Linked DNA regions of Homo sapiens: region 2 is linked to region 1. Evidence: read pairs that join two places in POLR2A ChIA-PET (ENCODE). Cell type or tissue: Panc1. All regions are shown on one strand. Links, peaks and the distances in the headings refer to the core of each region. The heading gives the core; the rest is flanking DNA.

Region 1 (8,325 bases), core at 1-8,000:
CTAAGTGCTCCAGCCAAAGAAGTGGAAGTGCTTTGCACCCACATCTTCTGTAGCAGCACGCCTTTGCTGTACCCAGGCCCGTTCTCACGCCAAGCTCTTTTTGGCCTGACACTTTGCAAGCAGGGACCCTGGTGCTCTGGGTCTCTGTGGATGAGTTGGGACAGAGGCGGAGTGGGCAGGCTAGGGTGGGGGTGGACAGTGTATTCGGCCTCCCTTCAACTTCTTTCTCAAGCAGAGTCACCTCCTACTCTTGGAGAACTGAATTTTCCTCTCCACTTCCCAGCAAGAAAGATGTGGGGACTTGCGGGCCTTACGACACTGCACGACAGGCCGACGAGGCTGACCCTGGGATAGTTCGCCCGCACCCACCCCAGGGACAGGCCGCAGAGAGCAGGGCCGTTACCTCCATCCTTTCTTCTTAATGATGTTTCCCAGTACCACTTCAGCCCTGCAAAACAAGACACCGAGCTCTCATCACAGCCAAACAGAAAAATCAAACCCAGACCCACTGTGGCCACTGGCCACTTGGTTCCCTCTGTGAAAATGTCACTGGGGCCAGAGAGCCAGGCTGTTAACACCCGCCTTGGCTCAGTAGCTCATTCCACAGACAGGGTTGGCCCGAGGGAGTGGGAGCAGCTGTGTTATTGCCCCCCACTAGGATGGCTGTGGCATGTTCCCCTGCAGACACGTGTCTAAGCAGTGGCGGCCCCAGCTCTCACACAGAAGGAAGGAGCTGCTGTCGAGCATCCCATTTCCTAGTCAGCTGAAAATTCACCAGGGAAAATGCCTGGCAACATTAGGTGGGCAAAATTTCCAGAGAAGTATCTTGTTTTTTTTTTTTTGAAATGGAGTCTCGCTCTATCAATGGAATGTAGTGGCGAGATCTCGGCTCTCTGCAACCTCTGCCTCCTGGGTTCAAGCAGTTCTCCTGCCTCAGCCTCCCAAGTAGCTGGGACTACAGGCACCTGCCACCACGCCCGGCTAATTTTTGTATTTTTAGTAGAGACGGGGTTTCACTATGTTGGCCAGGCTGGTCTCGAACTCCTCATCTCGAGTGATCCGCCCACTGTGGCCTCCCAAAGTGCTGGGATTCCAGGCGTGAGCCACCGCGCCGGGACAAGTATCTTTTTTCAAAGGTAAATTATTCATCAAGTCACGCTCTGTTTTGAGAGACAATCAACATGTACTCAGGGTCAAGGGCTGGATTTCCAGCAGATCTGTGCATGCTTGTGTATATGTGTGTGTATACATGTGTGCATGTGTGTGGGTGCACGTGTCCCTCTCATTTCCTGCACTGAACGGCAGAGTCAGATGCTAGGCGGACCACTGTCTGTCCTGTTTGGCATCACTGGGTCCTGCACCAAACCCAGGCCAGCTGGGGGCATGGGCGGCCGTCCCAGCCTTGCCTGGCACTGCAGCACTGGATTAACTTTGAAGAACTTTCTGCTTGTAGCAAAATGTTTCTGAGCAAAACAACAGACGGAGAATGATCCATACTCTGTGCTACATTCCAATTATAAAAGCGCCTGAGTCATCCACTCAGAAATAATGGGCTCTGATTTGCAAGCTGTTTAGCATGCGCTCTGAATGCTCCTCATTTATGGTCAAGACACACAGAAAATTCACTCAGCCCTAGGCCTCTTCCTTTTATTCCTTGGTCCCTGATTTGGGGATCAGGAAAGGAGGAGGAAGAGAGAAAAGCTAGCAGCGATCTCTGGGGCAGAGGAGCAGCAGACAGTGAGTTATCTAAGCCTGTGGCTTGTGGCTCTGGCTGTGATTTGGTAGGACTCACATCTGTTCGCGGGACACAGAAATCCTGCAGCTCTCTGAGAAGCGTGCAAATTAGTGTCAGCAGGAGAAGCAAGGGGCCTCGGGAAGATACGGGTTTGGCCCCCTGCAAGCTGCCTCTCAGCCTCCCCCAAACTCCCCAAAGCAGTTTCTCCCTGCCTATCCCCGGCACGCAGCGCCCAGCTCCCCTGTGAGGGCACTGATGGGCGTCCACCGGGGGCTCAGCTCTGAGCTGGACAGAGGGACCGCAGTGGCCGGCCCAGGAGCAGAGGGCAGGGGATTCCACAGAAACGGCGACCTGAGGGGAAGCTGCTCCCTGACTCCCCGGTCTTCTGGCAAGCGGCTTCCGAGAGGCCCGAGGCTGCCGGAGACCCAGGGAACTTGCCCAGCTCACCAGCTCTGGGTGTCCAGTTAAACAGGGGAACATGGAAACTGCGAGTGACAGAGGACGGAGTGTGGCTGCTGTGACATGGGGTGTGCCCGGCCTCATCCACGGAGGCTGCACGGAGCTGCCTCCCACACATTCTTCAGGGCAGCATAACCCAGGCCAAAGCAGGCAGCGAAGAGGTGGGGGGCTCGGGACGGGAGGTGCCTCTCGGCTTGGCATCTGCACTGGGCTTTTTGACCTCAGACCCCTCCGCTGGGCTCATCTGTCTGGAAAGCAGTTCACTTTGATGGGAAGCTGCTGCCAGTATGGAGGGAGTGGGAGGGGGCTGTGCCATCCGGAGGGCCAAAAGGGCTGCAGATGGGGGCTGGAGGCGGTTTGAGGGTCCCAGCGGCAGCCCCCAGGGCTGTGCGCTCCCCAGGCTCTGGGTGGGAACTTGAGCAGGGCCCAGTTGGGTTCCCTGCCGCCGGGTGCTCTGGGCCCCGCTGCAGTTGCAGGTAACCACCCAGGGCCCACGAAGCAGCTGCGGGCCAAGCAGCTATGGTGCACAGCAGCCCAGGCCTGCAGCCTGCCCGGCTGACGGGAACTTGGCTGGCCCCAGGCAGGAGGGGGGCAGAAGGAGGATGAAGAGAGGGCCAACAAATGATTTCACAAACAAAAGCTGACTTCTGGAAACCCGATGCAGGAGAGTGGATGATTTGATTACAGCCAGTCTTTAAAATTGAAGCCAACAGCCTGGCTGAAGAAGGCTGAGCTTTTACATAATTGAGCAGGAAAGTTCACCGCCAAGATGGGAAGTGCTCCCCACAGCACTTGGCCGGAGCCTGCCCTCCCCAGCTCTGAGGCCCTGCAGCCCTAGTTGCACAAGTGAGACATGAAATGTCAAAATGTCAGGCACATCAGGAGAGCCCAGGACAGCAGCTCCATCGCGCCTCTCACCCAGCACAGCATCTTTGGCACCAGAGGGACTGTGGTCCCCCTGGTGGCTCCACGGGGAGTTCAGCAAGTGATCAGTGTCCAAGTGTTCTGCAATTCCAGCCCCATGAAAATAGCACCTCCTAAAGCCATTCAGAGTTTAAAAATGAAAGCAGGGTGCAAGGTGCATTTGTGAGCACTCTTGGGAACGCGAGCGGCAGGAATCCCTGTAGCTCCGGCTCTGCCCAGGCATTCTGAACCACTTTTTCCCGTGTGAAAAGACACGTACTTGCCGGCTGCGTAGACTTCTGCTGTATCGAAGAGGTTGATGCCATTATCATAGGCCAAGGTCATGAGCTGCTCTGCCATCTGAAACGAGAAAACCGACACTGTCCTGCCAGCCGGGGGTGGGGCCCAGAGGCTCTGGAGCACCACCCTCTCGGCCTGGGAGGCCTCCCCGTGTCCAGGCCCTGCCCTCCCGGGCCCGACAGGCTCCCCTGTGGGCTGTCTCCTTGCCCTCTCCTGCCACAGGACAGGGATGGAGGCAGCTCTCAGTAACAAACCCATTGAGAAGAATAAAGAAGGCAAAAGGAATGAAGAAACTGCCAAGGACTGTGAATTTCTTGAGAGCAGGGACCCCATCAGTTGGGGTCATCACAGGGCTTAGCACCTGTACTGGGTCGAACAGTATCCCCACAGAATTCATGTCTACTTAGAAGCTTAGAGGTGACCTCATTTGGGAATAGGGCCTTCTTCAATGTAATTAGCGAAGATGAGGTCGTACTGTGTTAGGGTGGGTCCTACACCCTATGTGACTGGTGATTTACAAGGAGAGAAAATGCAGACACAGAAGTCCATGAGACTACGAAGGCAGAGACCAGAGTGACACGTCTACAAGCCAAGGACTGTTGGCAACCCCCAGGAGCTGAAAGAGGCATGGGGCGGACCCTCCCCCGAGCCTTTACAGGGAACCTTGCCCTGCCAACACCTTGGTATCAGACCTCTGGCCTCCAGAAGGTGACAGAACGGTGTCTGTTGTTTCAGGCCCCCAGGTTATGTTACTTTGTTACAGCAGTCCTAGGAAACCAAGGCAGTCCCCAGCAGGGGCTCTGTGGATGTTGCTGGGATGAGTCTATGTCCTTAAAGCCAGGGCGGTGTATTCAGTTGTACCTCATTGAATCTTTCCCAGCACCTGCACATGAGGACTGAATTGTTATTTTTGTAGATGGAGCAACTGACATCCCACAGCTGGTGCATGGTGGGTGACATCCATTCTGGCCTCTTGTCCAGTGTTTCTCCAACGGCACATACTCCCGGCCCTGAGCGGCACTGCTGTGGTGGTGGCTGCCTCATGGGCAAGATGGATGAATGACTGCCCGAGCTAAATGCGCTGTGCATCAGACTTTGCTCCATGGCTGCTGTCAGGACGCGATTGTGCTCCATGAGCAAAGAACTGGTCGTGGGGTGGGACTCATGGAGCGAGGGGAGCCCCTCTGCAAGTGACAGCTCCCTCCAAGAGGCCGGAGAGAAAGGTGCCCCTGAGCTTCTGGCTCTCGGACAGGGCTGCTTCCCTCTGAGTGTCACGCTTCCCCAGGTGCGGCTCAGAGCACTGGGCCTCACCAGCAACAAGCCCAGCGTGGGGTGAATAATTCTTAATAACCCTCAAAAACCATAGGACAGAAAACCAGCCAGGGGTGGCTTCACAGGGCTGCGTCTCTCCTTTCTGAACTCAGAAGCCCTTGTGGCCAGGAGGTATGGAGAGTGAGGACGGAGTAGCCACCACTGGGGGGCACCCATGGGAGAAGGCCCATGCCCAAATGCTGCACGTGGGAAGGCGGACCTGGTGCTAGAGATCTGCCAACCTCTCAAGAGAAGCCAGAAAGGCAGCATGTTTGTGGGTGGGGGGTGTATGGAAATCTGGCCGGCAGCCTGGCGACACTGGCACTCATCCCCAAACATCTCAGACACTGAAATACAGCACAGCTGAAGCTGAGCCCCGGTTAGTGAGCGGCTGTGATTTGAGTCAGGAAGCCCGGGGGTGGAGGCCGTCGGTTTTCAGGATCCACCTGCCGGGGCTCTGTTGTTGTCTTCCTGCTGCAGCTCAACTGCCCTGAGGTATCAAATGCATCCATGCATCAAATGCATCCGCCGCCCGAGGGACCTGCTGCTGCCCCCCCAGCCTCCTCCTCCCGGATGTGCCCACCCAGGGAGAGCCCAGGAATCTCTCCCCACCTCTAGCACTTTCCTTCCCAGCACCAGGGCTCCAGCACGGACAGACGGGTGGCTTGTTCACCTGCTCACTGCTTCCTCCTCGTCTTCCTCCTGACTTTTCCCAGATGCCTCCCACATCCAGGCCCAGGAGGAGAGAGCCCAGGAGGGCACGGTGCGCTGGGCCCCGAAGGGGCTAAGTCTGTGGTTAGGGCACTCACGCTCCTGGCAGGGCTTCTCAGAGGAGGGGACCCAGGGCTCCGTTTTCTGTTTTTATATTTCAGACACATGTATTTTCTTATCCCCCATCTTTCTTCCAGGAGGGGTGGCACACTACCCATATGTTTCTGCACTTTGATTTTTTCACTCACAATACATCCTAAAAACCAATCCACACCTGCTCATGAAGATCCCTTTCATTCTTTTTGTTTAATTAAAACATTACTGCATTTATCAAAGAGACTTTAAGTTGTGGTAAAATATATATGATGAAATTTACTATTTTAACCTTTTTCAAGCATAGTTCAATGGCAGTAAGTACATTCGCATAGTTGTGTAACCATCACCACCATCCATCTCCCTGTCATATTCCTAAACTGAAACTGTACCCATTGAACAGTAACTCCCCTTCCCCGCTCCCTGCCTCCAGCCCCAGCACCCATCATTCTCTGGTATTTATGAATTTAACTACTCTAGGCACCTTAGACAAATGCAGTCACACCGTGTGTCCTTTTTGTGGCTTGTTTCAGTGAGTGTAATGTCCTCAAGGTTCAAGGTTCATCCAAGGGGTATCACATGTCCAGAATATCCAAGACTGGGGTTATTTTTTTTTTTTGGGAGATGGAGTCTCATTCTGTTGCCCAGGCGGGAGTGCAGTGGCACAATCTTGGCTCGCTGCAACCTTTGCCTCCTGGCTTCAGGAGATTCTCCTGCTTCAGTCTCCTGAGTAGCTGGACTACAGGTGCATGCCACCAAGCCCAGCTGATTTTTCTATTTTTAGTAGAGATGAGGTTTCACCATGTTGGCCAGGCTGGTCTCGAACTCCTGACCTCAAGTGATCTGCCCGCCTCAGCCTCCCAAAGTGCGGCCGACAAAGACTGGGTTTTGAAGGGTGTTTAGGAGTTTGTCAGGCAGGCAAGGAGAGAGTGGGTGGGGGAGGGGCACTCTAGGCCCTGGGGCTGGTGTGGGCCAGGGAGGGCAGCCTGCGGCAGCATCAGCTCCCGGGAGGTCTCGCTCACCTGTGCTCCGGTCAAACCCTGGGGAGCCCTCCTTGACTAATCCTCCCATCACTGGAGCCTGAAGTTCAGCCCCTGCCGCGGCTTCCCCTGCAAATTAGTCCAGAATCTGACCCGTCTCCCCACCTCCACGGTGCCCACCCTGCTCTGAGCCTCCAGCGGCTCTTGGGTGGTTTCTCACAATAGCCTCCTAGCTCTCTGCTTCCATCCTCTCTCCCTGCACCTTCCCCAGGCAAAGCGTGGTCCATGGGCCAGCATCAGCATGAGATCAGAAATGCGGCCTCCCAGGCTCCACGACAGCCCTGCCACATCAGGATGTGCCTTCCGAGTACATGGGATCGTGCACACGCTGAACTCTGGGACATCCTCATGACTCGCCATTCCCAGTGCAGCAGCCAGGGCGAGCCTTGGCAGACCTTTTAAATCAGGTCAAATTTCCTCCATGCAAAAGCCCTCCAGGGGCTTCCATCTCGCAGAGGGTCAAAGCCAAAGTCTCCACCAGATCTGCACCCTGACCCCCAGCTCTATCCCCTGCATCCCCTTCTCCCCAACACTCGGCCTTAGGGCTGTGCCTTGGTTGTCCCCTTGGCCCCCGAAGGCTCTTTCTCTGGACCACCACGTGGCGTCCTTGCTCGCTTCTGCTTCCTGACCACCCTGTCGTCAGGACCCCCGCCCCCCTGCCCTCCTTTTTCTACTTTCTTCTCTGCAGTCAACTAAATAATGGTTCTCCAAAGGTATCACGTCCCTGGAACCTGGGAATGTGACCTTAGGTAGAAAGAGGGACTTTGCAGATGGGATTAACGTGAGTACTCTGCAGTGGGGAGAATGTCCTGGCTTAGCTAAGTGGGCCCTCAGTGCCATCACAGGTGACCTTATGAGGACGAGACAGACGGAGACTTGACTGACAGAAGAGGAGGACGGAGAGTATCCACAGGGGCAGAGACTGGGGGATGCGGGCACAGGCCAAGGAAGGCCAGCAGCGCCAGACGCTGAAGAGGCTGGGAAGGGTCCTGGCCTGGAGAAGGGAGCCCGGCCCGGCTGACTCCTGGACTTAGGCCGGGAAAGGTCCTGGCCGGGAGAAGGAAGCCCGGCCCGGCTGACTCCTGGACTTAGGCTCAGGGGTACCGAGTTTGGATCTCTGGACCCCAGAGCTGTGAGAGAATACGTTGCTGCTGTTTTCAGCCGCGCATTGGTGGCTATTTGTTACAGCAGCCACAGGCAGCTCGCACCCTCTCCACAGCATGCTGTTCGACCACTGGAGACGGTGTCTTGCCTGCCTCTTTACCCTGTCGCCCTCTCTAGAAAGACAGTGACTGGGAAGAGGCTGGAAGCAGGCAGGGAGCTGGCGCTAGGCAGGGGCTCCGCAAGCCTGAGGCGGGGCCCCGGATGCTCCTGGCTCTGCTCTGCCCACCGGGAGGCCTCCCACTCCTGCTCATAGACTAAGAACAAAGGGCTCGGCGCTCTCCGCTCCGGAGCACGGTGGCCCTGAACACACCTGGCTCCCTCCTGGGAGGAAAGCCCGGCCAATCACAGAAACCTGTGGTCATCACAGACCCCCGAAGGCGTGCAGACAGCCGGATCAGCAGGGTCCGGCACTGCAGACACCAACCCTAACCTCACCTGTCCCTCAGCAAAAACGAAGCCACCATACAATTCCAGCTACATCCAGGGTGGCGCCTGGGATTGGCAGGACCAGAGGCAGGAAAGAGAGGGAGCGACTCACGGCACTGTGGGGCTCTGCTTTCTCACTATTTTATTTATTTATGTTTTGACGGCTCTGATTTTGCTGTACTT
Region 2 (8,325 bases), core at 123-8,122, 91 kb before region 1:
GTGAAGCCCAAGGTAGGGGTGGCAGGAAGCAGGAGAGGGCTTCAGAAAATGTGGCTCTCAGCCCTCTTAGGGCCACTGCTGGGCTGGCAAATTCCCTGCCTCATTGGCCCAGCTTTTCCTCAATCACAGACAAAGCTAGTGAGCCCAGAATGGGCAATGTCTGGACTAGGCACCGTTACCTCTCTGGCCCCAGTGACAATTGGCCCTAGATGTGTAAGTATCTTAGGCTTGCTTCCTCAGGTCCAGGGGCCAGGAGAGAGTGACAGTCATGATTCCCAAAAGGCCATGACATTTTAGCCTGCACCCCTACCCCTGTGGAAGCATGGTTTGGTAGGGGGGTCCCAGGGAGCCTGATTGTATTTAACATTCTTTTCTGGGAGGAGGGAGACAAAATGACCAGCACACTTTGCCCAGTGGCTTGGCCAGTGGGTTATTCATTGTCATTCCAAGTTGATCAGGTAATAGGATCCATCTATCATTTTATCAGTTCATTCAGTCGCTCACCCATCATCCATCCATCCATCTACCTACCCACCCACATCTACCCATCCACCTACAAAACCAACCAAGTAACCGTTCACCATCCGCCTATCAATCCATATCCATACCATATCCATCCATCCATCTGTTCTTCCTATCCACTATTCATCCATGCACTATTCGTCCATGCTTCCCACCATCCATCCATCCATCCATGCATCCATGTATCCATGTATCTACCTGCTCTCCCACATCTACCCGTCGACCCACAAAACCAACCAAGTAACCATTCACCATCCACCTATCTATCCATATGTATATCCATCCGTCCGTCCGTCCATCCATCCATCCATCCATCCATCCATTTGTTCTTGTTCTTCTTATCCACTATTCATCCATGCACTATCTGTCCATGCTTCCCACCATTCATTCATCCATCCTCCAATCCATCCATCCACCATTCATTCATCTGTCCATCCACCATCCACCCATCCACCATCCATCCATCTGCCCATCCACCATCCATCCATCTGCCCATCCACCATTCATGCTTCCATCCATTCATCCACCACCCACCATCCATCCATTCCTGTACCCACCATTCATCCATCTATCCACCCGTCATCCATCCATTCATCTATCCACCATCCATCCATGCATCCATCCACCATCCATCCATGCATCCATCCACCATCCACTCATCCATTCATCCACCATCCATTCATCCATCCACCATCCATTCATTCATCCATCCACCATCCATCCATGCATCCATCCATCCATCCACCCACCATCCATCCATCAATCCACAATCCAACCACGCATCCAACCACCATCCACTCATCCATTCATCCACCACTCATTCATCCACCCACCATCCGCCCACCATCCATCCATCTGCCATCCATCCATCCACCTATTGTCCATCTATTCATCAATCCACCATCCATCCATGCATCCATCCACCATCCACTCATCCATTCATCCACCATTCATCCACCCACCATCCATCCATCATCCATCCATTATCCATTCAGCCATCCATCTGCCATCCATCCATCCATCCATCCATCCTTCATCCACCATCCATCCATCCACCCACCCACCATCCATCCTTCATCCACCATCCATCCATCCACCCACCCACCATCTATCCATCCATCTATCCATTCATCTTTCATCCATCCATCCGTCATTCATCCATTCATCCATTTATCCATCCGTCCATCCTCCATCTTCCATCCACCATTCATCCATCCACCCACCATCTATCCATCAATTCATCATCCATCCATCAATTCACCATCTATCCACTTATTCACCATCCATCCACCATCCATTCATCCATCCACCCATCCACCATCCATCCTTCCACCCACCGTCTATCCATCAATTCATCATCCATCCATCTATTCACCATCTATCCACCATCCATTCGTCCATCCACCCATCCACCATCCATCCACTATCCACCCATCCACCATCCGTCCAGTGTCCATCCATCTGCCATCCATCCATCCATCCATCCATCCACCCACCATCCATCCATCTATCCATCCATCTACCCACCATCTATCCATCAATTCATCATCCATCAATCTATTCACCATCCATCCACCATGCATTCATCCATCCACCTATCCACCATCCATCCATTCACTATACAATTATCCGTCCACCCATCAGAGACTTCTGGAATATCTTCTCTGAGCTGGGTACTGAACACAATGTGTGTTGTCTAACTTTCTGGGCTTTTGCTTATCTCTGTGGCTCTGTCCTTATTTCACTCTCCTTCCCTGTCTCTCTCTCTCCCTCTGTCCCCATATCTGTCAGTTTTCGTCTCCCCTGAGGTCATGCCCCTGCCTCTCCCTTTCTGTCTGGCCGTTTTTCTCTCTTTTGTCCCTCCCTGTCCCCCCAGGTTGACTTCCCCTCTCACCATTCTGTCCTCCTCCTCCCCACCCATGCCCTGGGCCTCTCCCTGCTTTCCCTGCACCCCCAGGGTGACTCCCCCCAGGCCCCAGTCACTTGGGGTAAATGCCTCATCTATCCCCGTCTCTTCCCTCCACTCCCCACTCAGGACTGATGCTTTCTTTTGATGTGACACCAATGAGGTGATGTCTGGGTTTTGTTAAATGTCATAAATAAATTATGAATCCTCTCTTGGGCGGTGTACTGCCCCCCTTTGCCAGCATAAGCCCTGTCTCATGGGGGGAGGTTCGAGGACTAACGGCAGCCTGAGAACTCCTTGGCCAGCGTCTAGGGTGGCCCTGAGAACCTCTGGCCCAGCAGTGGCCAAACTAGAGACCGCTGCCCTCTGCCCTTCACCACTGCCGCCCTGACCCTCCTGGGTCTCGCTGGGCTCTGCCTGCCATTGCTGAGCCCCTGCAGGCATCGTGTGGGTCCTTTGCATTCACAGTTTTTACTTCTCCCCATAGCCCTGGGGGAAAGGCTGCCACATTAGGCCCATTTCACAGATGAAGAGAGAGGCTCAGTGGGGAGGGGACTTGCTGGTATCACCTCCAGGAGGGGTAGCTTGAAGCCTCTGCTGCCCCTGTTGCTCCCTCCTCCTGACCTCCTGGTGGCCTTGTTCTCTGCTTGTTGCTGGTTGGGGAGTCCAGGTGGGGAACAGAAATAGCCCCTCTCGGCCGGGCGCGGTGGCTCATGCCTGTAATCCCAGCACTTTGGGAGGCCGAGGCGGGTGGATCACGAGGTCAGGAGATCGAGACCATCCTGGCTAACATGGTGAAACCCTGGCTCTACTAAAAATACAAAAAATTAGCCGGGTGTGGTGGCGGACACCTGTAGTCCCAGCTACTTGGGAGGCTGAGGCAGGAGAATGGCGTGAACCTGGGAGGCGGAGCTTGCAGTGAGCCGAGATCGCGCCACTGCACTCCAGCCTGGGTGACAGAGCGAGAGTCCGTCTAAAAAAAAAAAAAAAGAAATAACGCCTCTCCCCAGGTCCTGGAGAGAGTGGTGGACATTGAGTGGGGTCCCTGTCCTTGGCAGGTTTGCCGGCCTTTGCAACCTGGTGATGGTGTTCTCGTCCCAGCTCCTGGCTTGGCCCCTGCAAATCCTTCAACCACCCAGAATCAGATGACCTAACTTTCGCTCCACAGTCACGCGCCTTCCCCTTGTTTTGATCACCTTGTGTTTGCCAAGTGCCCTGGCGGCTGCGTCCTTGCTCTGCTGCTGCCCCTCCCCAGAGGAGTGAGGGGCTGGAGCCTGGGTCTGGCAGAGCTGTGGGGCTGTGTGCAGGGGGACTAGTGTGGTGAACCAGCCTTGACCCCCTTGAGGGACCTGTGACCTGCCAGACCACAGACCAGCCTGAGTCACCTCAGTGTCCCCAGGGCATCCACCGAGCCGGTTTACACAGCGTGGGCTGTTTCAGTGGGAGGGTGCTGGGGGAGAGACTTCGCAAGGGGGTGGGCGCCCACTGCCTGTGTTCAAACAGTGGCAGCTTCACCACTGCCAGCTGTAGGACTGAGATGTAGGTAAATAATGAGGTCCTTTGAGCCTCAGTTTCCCAATCTGCAGATGGGGATAAGAATAGAACCCTGAGCCAGGTGTGGTGGTTGTGCGTGTTGTCCCAGCTGCTCAGGAGGCTGAGGTGGGAGGGTCGCTCGAGCCCAGGAGGTCGAGGCCTGCAGTGAGCCATGATCATAACACTGCACTCCAGCCAGCGACTCTGTCTCTAAAATAAATAAATAAATAAATAAAGCCCCAAACCAGAAAGAATAGTACCCCTCTCTGAGTTGCTGTGTTGAACTGATACAAATTAATCAGTCCTAGGTACTTTGGGCCTGGCACGAGCCTGGCAGGTGGTATGCAGTTATCACGACTGCTGCTATTGCAATGCGCTACCCTGAGAAGGGCCCACCTCATCGGCCTGGCCGCAGCCTGCAGTGGCTCAGCCTAGGCCAGCCTGGGGGTCCCACAGGGCTGAGCTGGCGCATACTGGGAGCTAGAGAGGGGCTGAGGGAGCTCTGGAGAAAGCAGCAGAAGGTGCCTCTCCTTCCTCTGGTCGACTTGAGCCCCACCCCGCCTCCACCCCCAGGAGGTGGGTGATCACAGGGTAATGGGTCTTAATTAGAGCAGGCTTGGATCCGTGGAGCCTCAGGCCCTGGAGGGTTAGGGCTGGTGCATGAGGGCACTGCCAGGTGGGCCAGGAGGGTGGTGGGGCAGCCACGAGGGGCCAGGAGCTGGCAGGACAAGGAGTTCTGAGGTGAGGTTGCTCCTCCCTGGAGCCCCTCACCCGGGACGGGCAGGATGCCACCTTAACACTGGCTGCATGCTCTGCGTCTTGGAACCCTCTGGGCCTCTGCTCTGTCCCCACCAGATGGAGCCATAGGGAGGAGGGACTGGTGGGCTCAAGGGCACAGGCTGGGCTTGGGGAAAGGCTGACCGTGCAGTTGCTTGTATGGTGACCCCCAGATCTGGTTTTAGAAAGCTCAGGACCTGCTGCGGGAGCAGAGAGTGTCCAAGGGCAGAAAGGGGCTGGGGCTTGGCTGAAGACGGGAGCGTGTGAGGTGTTGGGGGGGGCAGTGTCATAGAGAATCAGGCGTGTGGTGACCTCAGGGCCACCCACCAGAAGCCATCTGGGGAGAGGAAGGGCCCATCAGAGACAGGGTTAGGCAGGGCTGAGTCCCCGTCTCCGTGTGCCAGTTCCAGAGCCTTCTCAGAGGTGGGTTTCACCAGGCAGAGGCCCTGGGCTGTGAGGTCTTCTGGGAACGGAGCTGGGGTCTGTCCATGGGCAGAGGGTCTGGGGCCTTGTCCTCGAAGGCCTGTTCTGGGCGTGGGTTAGGGCCAGAGCAGGGGTCCCCCTTTGTCCTCCCCTTACCCACGGGCAGATCCCAGACTTCCTTCCAGAACTTCTGGCAGCCACCTGTGCATACCCTCATCCGTTCTGTTGGTCAGGCCACCAGTCAGTGACCATGTGCTGGGCTGGGTTTCCTAAGTCTGGGACCACCCTGCCGGAAGGGGACAGCTGGGAGGAAGCAGGAGGGAGAGGCCCCCCCTCGAGATTGCATCAGCCAGAGCCCGTTACATAAGCAGTGCTGGGCACCGCCAGGGTGTGGGGGTGGCTCTGCCCAGGCGGTCTCCTGCGGTGGCGGGGGAGGCGGAGGCCCGGTGGCAGAGCGGGCAGTTGTGGACTGGCATCCCATCGGCTGCCCCACCACAGACAGCTCCCCGCCAGCCCTGCCACTGCCCCACCGACACCTGCTCTGCAGGACGACTCCGAGGGGGTCCCCGTGCACGTTTTCAGCTGGTTTGAAAAATCCCCGCCTTTCCACACTAGTGATCAGAGGAATGGGGTGGGGTCAGCCGGAGCAGCCCAGCCCCTGCCCCTGGCTGCTTGGGGCCTCACCCACATAAACCCACCTGGGGCGGCCCTTGCTGCTGGCTCCCCTGTGTGCCCTAGCCCTCCACAGGGTGCCCTCCCTGTGTGGGAGCCCCAAGCACCTGGCCACCCTTGAGGGAGGCCCTGGTGCAGAGAGGCACCAAGACAGTGGTGCAGCCCCCACCTTCCACTGGTGCAAACACCTTCCACTGGTGCACATTGGCCCCGTGGGATGCAAGGGTGGGAGGGGCGTCCGCTCAGCCACCAGAGCCCCGGTGCCCCCGAGGAGTGGGGACAGTGGGGCTAAAGCTGCACCCATAGTGTGGGCCATGGGAGCCCCAGAGACCCAGGGTAGGAGCCCTCCTGTCCCCCTTTCCCCGCTTAGGACTCTCTGGGGGTCCCAGGCCGGGCGGTGGGGGCCTGTGTGGAGGGTGACAGGTGAGTGTTGGGTGCACATGCATGTCTGTGCGTCTGCATGTGGCGAGTGTGTCTGAGCGTGTGGGCCACACTGGGGGTCGCCTCGAAGCCCTTTTGGTGACCCAGGGGTCACCAGGGTCACCAGACTGCCTGGGTTCGAACCTGGCTCCAACACTGCCAGCTGTAGGTGGTTATGATCAAAAACTTCCTCGGGGGAAGGGGCTCTCTGTCTCTAAACTTGATCCAGCAGGGACACTCTGCCCCCTTCCTGGGTGAAAGCCTCCTGGTGGCCCCAGGACCTCTCGTCCTCCGCGGGGTCCCACTGGAGGCAACCCTCAGGCTCTGAGTGACACTCCCTGTTGTGTCTCCACTGTCACAGAAGGTCAGGCCTGGGGTGTCCATGGCAGAGGGTCTGAGGCTGAGGGGCCTCTCTTTGCCCCTCAGCTTCCCCTGAGTGCTCCTGAGTGCACAGGGGATGGTGGAGAGCGAGTAGGACAAGCTGGCTGGGGCGCTGGGGCCGCAGGCTGGCATGAAGGGCCGGCTCTCTCGTGGGCCCTTCTAGAGGACTCTTGGAGGTTCTTCCCTTCTGGAAGCCTCCTTTGCCCCCACGGGCAGAAGTGTCTCTACTTTGGATGGTTTGATTCTTGCTGCTGTGCCTGCCAAGAGGACCCTCCCCACAGCCCCTCCACAGCTCATATCTGGTGCGTGGGAACTCCTTTTCTCTATCCTGATTTCCCAGATGAGCGTCAGACCCCAGGCTACTGCCGTCCCAGCAGGGGTCTCACGTCACACCCCCCAGGACATGTGGCAGCCCTTCCTCTGGGTTGGAGGTTGAGGGAGGCAGACCTGGGACTGTGGCCAGTGTCGTCAAACATACTCCCTTCCCGAGCCTGCCCGGCCAGGGCCCCCTCGGCCTTTCGAGTCAGTGCAGGTGAGGTGAGTCCTGAACACCCACGTGTGCTGGGCACGGCGTCTCTCTGTGGACTGTCACAGCTTTCTAGTGCCCAGCTGGAATGCGCTTGGCTTCCCGTTGTGAGTGTGTTGGAGGTGGGGGAGTGCGGACCTGTGTGCCTGTGTGTGCACAGGTGCGGGATCCACGAGGAGATACGATATGGTCTTGGATTCTCCATTAAGGTGGCATCCTCTCAAACCCATGGGGTATCCTGGCATCTTCCTTGCTGAGTTTGTCCTGCAAACCCCTGGGGTCCTCAGGTTTGGGGCTTGAGTGTCCCTGTGCTCCACAATTCTCTCTCTCTCTTTTTTTTTTTTTTTTTTGATGGAGTCTCACTCTGTTGCCCAGGCTGGAGGGCAGTTGTGCGATCCCAGCTCACTGCAACCTCCACCTCCTGGGTTTGAGCGATTCTCCAGCCTCAGCCTCCCGAATAGTTGGAATTACAGGCGCCCACCACCACGCCCAGCTAATTTTTGTATTTTTAGTAGAGACGGGGTTTCATCGTGTTGGCCAGGCTGGTCTCAGACTCCTGGCCTCTGGTTATCTGCTCGCCTCAGCCTCCCAAAGTGTTGGGATTACAGGCGTGAGCCACTGTGCCTGGCAGGTCCAGCATTCTCGAGCCACCTCCTGGCCACACTGTGGTCCTCTCTCTGGAGGGAGAGATGGGCCTCACTGAGGTCTGTACTCTGCTCTATCAGCCCCAACTCCTTCCTGGTAGAGATGCTCCGTTTCTCCGGCAGTGATGGCAACAAGGCAATTCTGTTTGTTGTTCATGGAGGTTCAGTTTTCTGAACACTGTCTTATCAGGGGCAGGTGGTTATTGTCCCATTTACAGAGGAGGGAAGGAAAGGCCTGGAGGTGAGGTGATGTCACACAGTCCCTAGAGCTGGGGCTCCTGTCCTGTGTTCTCTCACTTCACTGGGTTTGGGGAGGGCAGGGCAGCTGTGACCTGGCACAGTTGGGTGTCTGGGGGTCCCAGCTTCCCCAGGGCTGGCTCTGTGTCTCCAGGGCTCTCCTGGAGGAAGCTCAGGAGTAACTGCTGCCACCTTCTGATTTTTCCAGAAGAAGAAGATGGTGGTCTTGAAGCCTTCGATGACTTTTTCCCTGTGGAGCCCGTGAGCCTTCCTAAGAAGAAGAA

Evidence for each region. Peaks named below come from ENCODE experiments on the same cell type or tissue, not always from the same donor. Only the 100,000 strongest peaks of a DNase experiment are listed, where the experiment ranks them.
Region 2: POLR2A ChIA-PET joins it to region 1 with 14 read pairs; 3 of 35 experiments call an interaction of 5 or more read pairs at or near these places.

What each region holds. Positions count from the first base shown.
Region 1 is chr1:6,077,327-6,085,651 of GRCh38, reverse strand. It overlaps KCNAB2 (potassium voltage-gated channel subfamily A regulatory beta subunit 2), which reads right to left. Exons shown (of 16, transcript NM_001199862.2): 5 at 3,378-3,457; 6 at 404-448. LOC124903831 (a long non-coding RNA gene) reads right to left here and starts at 397. Exons shown (of 2, transcript XR_007065442.1): 1 at 1-397. RefSeq lists a silencer at 2,151-2,631. In Panc1, for the core only: no CTCF peak of the experiment used is centred there; no DNase peak of the experiment used is centred there.
Region 2 is chr1:6,168,202-6,176,526 of GRCh38, reverse strand. It overlaps CHD5 (chromodomain helicase DNA binding protein 5), which reads left to right. Exons shown (of 42, transcript NM_015557.3): 2 at 8,250-8,325. Among named protein-coding and RNA genes, the nearest start is that of CHD5, 8.0 kb to the left of the region's middle. In Panc1, for the core only: a CTCF peak has its summit at 4,625 (motif pointing right); no DNase peak of the experiment used is centred there; H3K27ac peaks cover 2,528 bases.